2 separate regions of the Homo sapiens genome follow, and region 1 is linked to region 2. Evidence: read pairs that join two places in POLR2A ChIA-PET (ENCODE). Cell type or tissue: GM12878. All regions are shown on one strand. Links, peaks and the distances in the headings refer to the core of each region. The heading gives the core; the rest is flanking DNA.

Evidence for each region. ChIA-PET counts read pairs that join two places held together with the same protein. Peaks named below come from ENCODE experiments on the same cell type or tissue, not always from the same donor. Only the 100,000 strongest peaks of a DNase experiment are listed, where the experiment ranks them.
Region 1: POLR2A ChIA-PET joins it to region 2 with 5 read pairs; 5 of 35 experiments call an interaction of 5 or more read pairs at or near these places.

What each region holds. Positions count from the first base shown.
Region 1 is chr12:4,245,029-4,247,936 of GRCh38, reverse strand. No RefSeq gene overlaps it. Among named protein-coding and RNA genes, the nearest start is that of CCND2, 27 kb to the left of the region's middle. In GM12878, for the core only: no CTCF peak of the experiment used is centred there; a DNase peak (open chromatin) is centred at 1,647; H3K27ac peaks cover 1,308 bases.
Region 2 is chr12:4,152,098-4,155,005 of GRCh38, reverse strand. No RefSeq gene overlaps it. Among named protein-coding and RNA genes, the nearest start is that of CCND2, 120 kb to the left of the region's middle. RefSeq lists an enhancer at 1,094-1,463 and a cis regulatory region at 991-1,584. In GM12878, for the core only: a CTCF peak has its summit at 1,362; a DNase peak (open chromatin) is centred at 1,435; H3K4me3 peaks cover 465 bases; H3K27ac peaks cover 2,500 bases.

The DNA.
Region 1 (2,908 bases), core at 247-2,746, 93 kb before region 2:
GAACGATAATTCCTTAATATCATCAAATTTCTCCGATTGTCCTTCTTACTATGTCTCTTTCTCTCTCTTTGCAATTGATTTATTAGAATCAAGATTATCGGGTAGAATTATGAGCTGATCATTCAAAGTCCTTGCATTAGAATTTTGCTGAATGAGGGACAATAAATTGCATAATAAGGAGATTTTATAATAACCATAGATCACATTCATACATGCCTTTATACTTCCTAAGTCTCTTTAACCATAACTTTTTTTTTTTTTTTTTTTTGAGATGGAGTCTCACTCTGTCGCCCAGGCTAGAGTGCGGTGGCACAATCTCAGCTCACTGCAACCTCCGTCTCCTGAGTTCAAGCAGTTTTCCTGACTTGGCCTCCCCAGTCGCTGGGATTATAGGTGCCTGCCACCACACCAACTATTTTTTTTTTTTTTTTTTGTATTTTTAGTAGAGACAGGGTTTCACCATGTTGGCCAGGCTGGTCTCGAACTCATGACCTCAAGTGATCCGCCTGCCTCAGCCTCCCAAAGTGCTTGGATTACAGGTGTGAGCCACTGCACTCGGCCAACCATAACTTTCATGTCAGATAAGGAGACAGGTATCATTTGCCTCCAACAGAGGAAAGTGAGGCCCGGAGGTGGCATGGAATCTAATTAGTGGTCGAGCTCAGATCTCCCACGCTTCCTGACTTGGCTCTTTTCACTGCAACAAAATCATTATAACTCCCATCTCATTAAAATTATAGCTTCAATTTTGTGCAGCTCACTAGGATCAAGCCTCTTCTAGATACTTCCTACGTAGAAGCTCATGGAACCGTCACGACAACCCTGTAGAGGAGATGCTCGGATTCTCATTGCACTGACGGGGAATCTCAGGCACAGAGGCGCAGAAACATTTTTCAAGGTCACCCAGCACCAGCATTTAAGCCCAGGTCTTTCTGATTCTAGAGCTCCTGCTTGCAATAACTATCACATGCTAACATCACGTAACAAGGTGACTGTAATTCACAGTAGTGAAAATTTTCTTCTATCAACTTTATCCTTATTCCCTTTTAGAATTTGGCTTAAAATGTGAAACCACATTTTTTAAAATGCTACTATTCAGACATTTCATAAATGTGGATGTGATTTTCCTTTGTTGGAATTCGTGAAAATCAACATGAGCCTCGACTGAAAAATGCAGAGCTGAAAATGAATCCAAGACCCCGGAACTGTCCATCCTGGCCTCACTCAGCCGGTGGCTAGTGCCACACGGTCCCTGCCTTGGTCTGACCCTGCTCGCTCTGTCTTGTGCTTTCAGGAGCAGTCAAAGCCCTTTTTAGAAAATATTTCTTGATCTTCTGTGGCATTGGATGGACAGAGTTTTCCGCTAGGCCTTTTTTTTTTTTTCCCAGCCACACTGGCCCTTAAGAAGATGTTACTCAAGGTTCCACACCTACTTCAAACATTTTTAGGGGCCCTGGCTGGGGCCTTGTGCAGAACTGCCAGGAACCCTACAGAGAGGAGGAGCCCAGCTCTGGGGGCCTCGCCTTGGTCCCAGTGTTTACCGAGCCCTTGCAGAGGCCCTGCTGTCAGTGTGCTCATTCTCTTTCTCACACTTCCCCAAACAGCATATTCTTGTTAGGCAGCTGTTGCTTGCAAGGCCTTCTTTCAGCCACGGTCGCTTTTCCCATGTTTATAGCCCTGGTGTTTTCCCCCCTTCCTTTTTTTTTTTGAAGGGCTTTTCCCCTAAGTCTTTCTGTCGCTGAACAGCTGTGCTCTGATATTAGATAGAATGTTTTCTGTCCTCACCACAAGCTTATGAACAAAAGGGTTTTAAGAACCCTGATAAATGAACAAGGTCTCTGGGAAGATGAAATGTTACCAACATTTCAAACAATCAAAATCCTTGTGCATCTCGAAGGGTTTGCCCTTTCAAAGCAGTGCCGGGTGGGTATTTTGTCTTGGAGCCTTGGAGACTATAATTTTTTTTTCAGTCTCCCTATCGACCTGACATGGGAAAGTTGGTCAGAAGATGGCCCTTTACTGCCATCAAAGCCCTGAGCCTGCTTTCCTATTGGCTGTTTGTCCTGCTTTGAGGCCCCTCTGGAGAGTTTCGGGGGGTTCTCTCAGCAAAGAGAGGCCGAGGCTGGGCATTTTGGTCTCTGTTATCTTCCAGTTTATGTTGGGGTTCTATCCTCATCTGAAACAAACTTGTGGCCACTCTTGATTAAGCGCTACCTGTGTGCAGGTGCTCTGCCAAGCACCTGCCATTATCCTGTTCCAGCTGCAGAGCAGCCTGTGATGTCTGCGTTGAGACCTCTAACTTTCACATGAGGAAACTGAGAGTCAGAGAAAATAAGCAGCTTGCCCAAGGTTGCTTAGCAAGGTTGTTTGCCACGTGGCTCCAACTTTCCAGCAAGTAGTAGGGCCAATATTCAAACCCAGATATTTTGGACTCTGAAGCCTCTGCTTTCTTCAGTAAAAATGGGATCCCTGAGTGGCCAGGGGTGGCCAGAGAGGGGGGCGCCTAGACTACTCTGCCTTCCTACTTCCATGTAGGACCTCCTTCTAAACCAAGGGGCTCTCCTTTATTTAAACTCTTCACCACCCATCTTTGCCCCCCCATCGTACCCCCTGGGATGTGCGCTGTCTTCCTTGACTTATTTTAAGGTTGTCGAAACCCTAGGTTATCTTCTCTGCTTCACTGACAGCCCAATCTGGGGTCCAAACCCAGACGTTTGCTCTCCAGCCCAAGCCCCTTCCTGGTACTGCCTCACATGGGAACAGAAAGGTCAAGGCTTAAAGTAAAATGACAGATGGAAAGAAAAGCCTCCACCAGCCCGTGGAGCTCCGTGAAATCCTTCATTATGGGATTTCCCTTGTCAGGGCTACAAGGAGAAGCCTGAAGGCTCATGGCAAAAATCAACAACAC
Region 2 (2,908 bases), core at 225-2,724:
TGAGGTTCCTTCCTGTCTTTTCGTGGTTTGACAGCTCATTTCTTTTCAGAGTTGAATAATACTCCATTATGTGGATGCACCATTGTTGGTTGCTCCATTCACCTGCTGAAGGATATCTTGGTTATTTCCAAGGTTTGGCAATTAAGAATAAAGCTGCTGGCTGGGCACGGTGGCCCTCACCTGTAATCCCAGCACTCTGGGAGGCCGAGGCAGGTGCATCACCTGAGGTCAAGAGTTCAAGACCAGCCTGGCCAACATGGCGAAACCCCTGCTAAAAATGCAAAAACTAGCCGGGCATGGTGGTGGGCACCTGTAATCCCAGCTACTCGGGCAGCTGAGGCAGGAGAATCGCTTGAACCCAGGAAGCAGAGGTTGTAGTGAGCCAAGGTCGTGCCGTTGCTCTCCAGCCTGGGCGATAGAGCAAGACTCCATCTCAAAACAAAACAAAAGAAAACAAAACAACAAGCTGCTATAAATATCTGTGTGCAGGTTTTTGTGTGGACATAAATACCAAGGAGTTCAATCAGTTGTTGGCTTGTGTGGTAAAAGTGCATTTAGTTTTGTGAAAAACTGCCAAACTTGTCTTCCAAAGTGACTGTACCATTTTGCATCCCTGCTAGCAATGAATGAAAGTTCCTGTTGCTTCACATTCTGTCCAGCATTTGGTGTTTTCTATGTTCTGGAGCTGGCCATTCTAATAGCGTGTAATGGTGTCTTATCATTGTATTAATTTGCATTTCCCTGATGACATATGATGTTGAACATCTTTTCATGTGCTTATTTGCCATCTGTGTATCTTCTTTGGTGAGATATATTCAGTCTTTTTTTTTTTTTTTTTAGAGGCGGTGTCTTGCTATGTTGCCCAGGCTGGTCTCAAACTCCTGGGCTCAAGCAACCCTCCCGCCTCAGCCTCCCAAAGCGCTGGGACTACAGGTGAATCACCACACCCAGCCTATGCAAAGTCTTTGGTCTTTTTTAAAAATCAGATCGATTGTTTATCTCATTTAATTTTCACAACAGCCTTCTGAAGTTGCCCTGAGATGGAATATTATCCCAATTTTATAGGTAGCAGGGGGACCGGCGGGGCGCAGAGTTAAATGGCTTGCCCAAGCTCATAAGTAGACACACCTAGATGGCTGGCCTGCTGCTTCCTGGTTCTGTTCTCCTTTGGCTCATTCACCAGGTGGCCTATCCCCAGCCCCCACCCAGTTTTGTTGAAAGCAGCTGAGGACAAGATAGCAAAGTTCTGATAATCCCAGGCAGGCTTCCTGGAATCAGTGTGGGGGAGCTGGGGAACACCCCAGAATAGTGCCAAGACCTTGCTGAGGACTCCACCCACAGGAAATCCCCTGGTCTGTGGCGCCTCTGATGACAGATTTGACCAACTGCCCTGAAGTGTGTGATACAAGGCCTGCTCAGGACTGTTTCCTGGGTGCTTCTTGGGGCCAGGCCATGGGCTGGACGTGAGACAGTGGGTGGAAGTGGGGTGGAAATTCTACTAATTGCTATGGCTTTTGCTTCTGGGGAATTCCACTCTCACCCCATAGCCCTCTGCAGCCATCACAGTAAGCCTGCTTTCTTTAAAAGTAGGAAGTCACTGACACCTGTCACCCTCTATGTCTTAATTTTCCCCATTTCTTTCCCCATCGAACTCAGGAACCATAATCAAGAATTATCATGAAAGACCCTGTTAGTTCCAGTTTCCAGATGAGTAGAAAGTATCGCAATTTTTTGTTATGTTTTAATTAATTGTTAAGTATCTAAACAACGTAAAACTGATTCTCCCTGTAAAACTTGGACCTTACACATAAAGTCCCATAGGACCAGGCCGGGCGCAGTGGCTCACACCTGTAATCCCAGCACTTTAGGAGGCTGAGGCGGGTGCATCACCTGAGGTGAGGAGTCCAAGACCAGCCTGGCCAACATGGTGAAACCCTGTCTCTACTAAAAGTACAAAAATTAGCCGGGCATGATGGCAGGCACCTCTAATCCCAGCTACTCGGGAGGCTGAGGCAGGAGAATCACTTGAACCCGGTAGGTGGAGGTTGCAGTGAGCTCAGATCGCGCCACTGCACTCCGGTCTGGGTGACAGAGGAATACCCTGTCTAAAAACAAACAAACAAAAAAAACCTCCTGCAGGATCAGACAGCACCTACTCTATCTCCTGGTAACCAGGCCTGCCTGTAAAACAGGACCAGTGGAGGTCTCTTGCTTTCCCATCTTCTCTTCCCGCTGCCCCTTCCCTGGACCTAAGGGTGCGCACAAAGGCAACAATTGTCAGGAAAATGGATCCAGAAATGTAGCAGGCTCGGGAGTCTCTCGCAAGAGAATTCTGGCGTCCCAGTTTCCAGGGACTGTGATCTGGAAAGGGAAGTGCCACTAAATGCAGAACTTTTTGTCCCAAGGGAAGGATCCAGAGGGGACCAGAGTAGGACATCATTGACCTGGATTTAAGGGCAATGTTGCTGGGATCCTTCTCCCCTCTCTCACTAAACTCGAAGCTGTTACCAGGTTTCCCTTTAATTTACTGACATATGGAATACAGTGTCTTTATGCATAGAGAATGAAAAGCATTGTTACAAAGGTTATTTCCCTTCACTGCATGAATAAGATCATACTGTATGTATTGTGCTTCAGCTTGCTTTTGTTCACTTAACTCTGCAGTGGGGATTTTTCCACGTAGCTCTATGTTTTTGTTTTCAACTATGGCTTAGTATCCTGTGGGTGTGATTACACTCTAGTTCAGTTAAAGATAAGCACTATTGGTTTAGTACAGGTTAGGTGCTGTAACATAATACATACATTCCTGAAAAACTTTGTATTCTGTAAAACTGCACACTAAAAATAACAGGCTAAAAATAATAGGATTGGGCAGGCCTGAGAAATCTATGCAACTCGGTAATAGAGC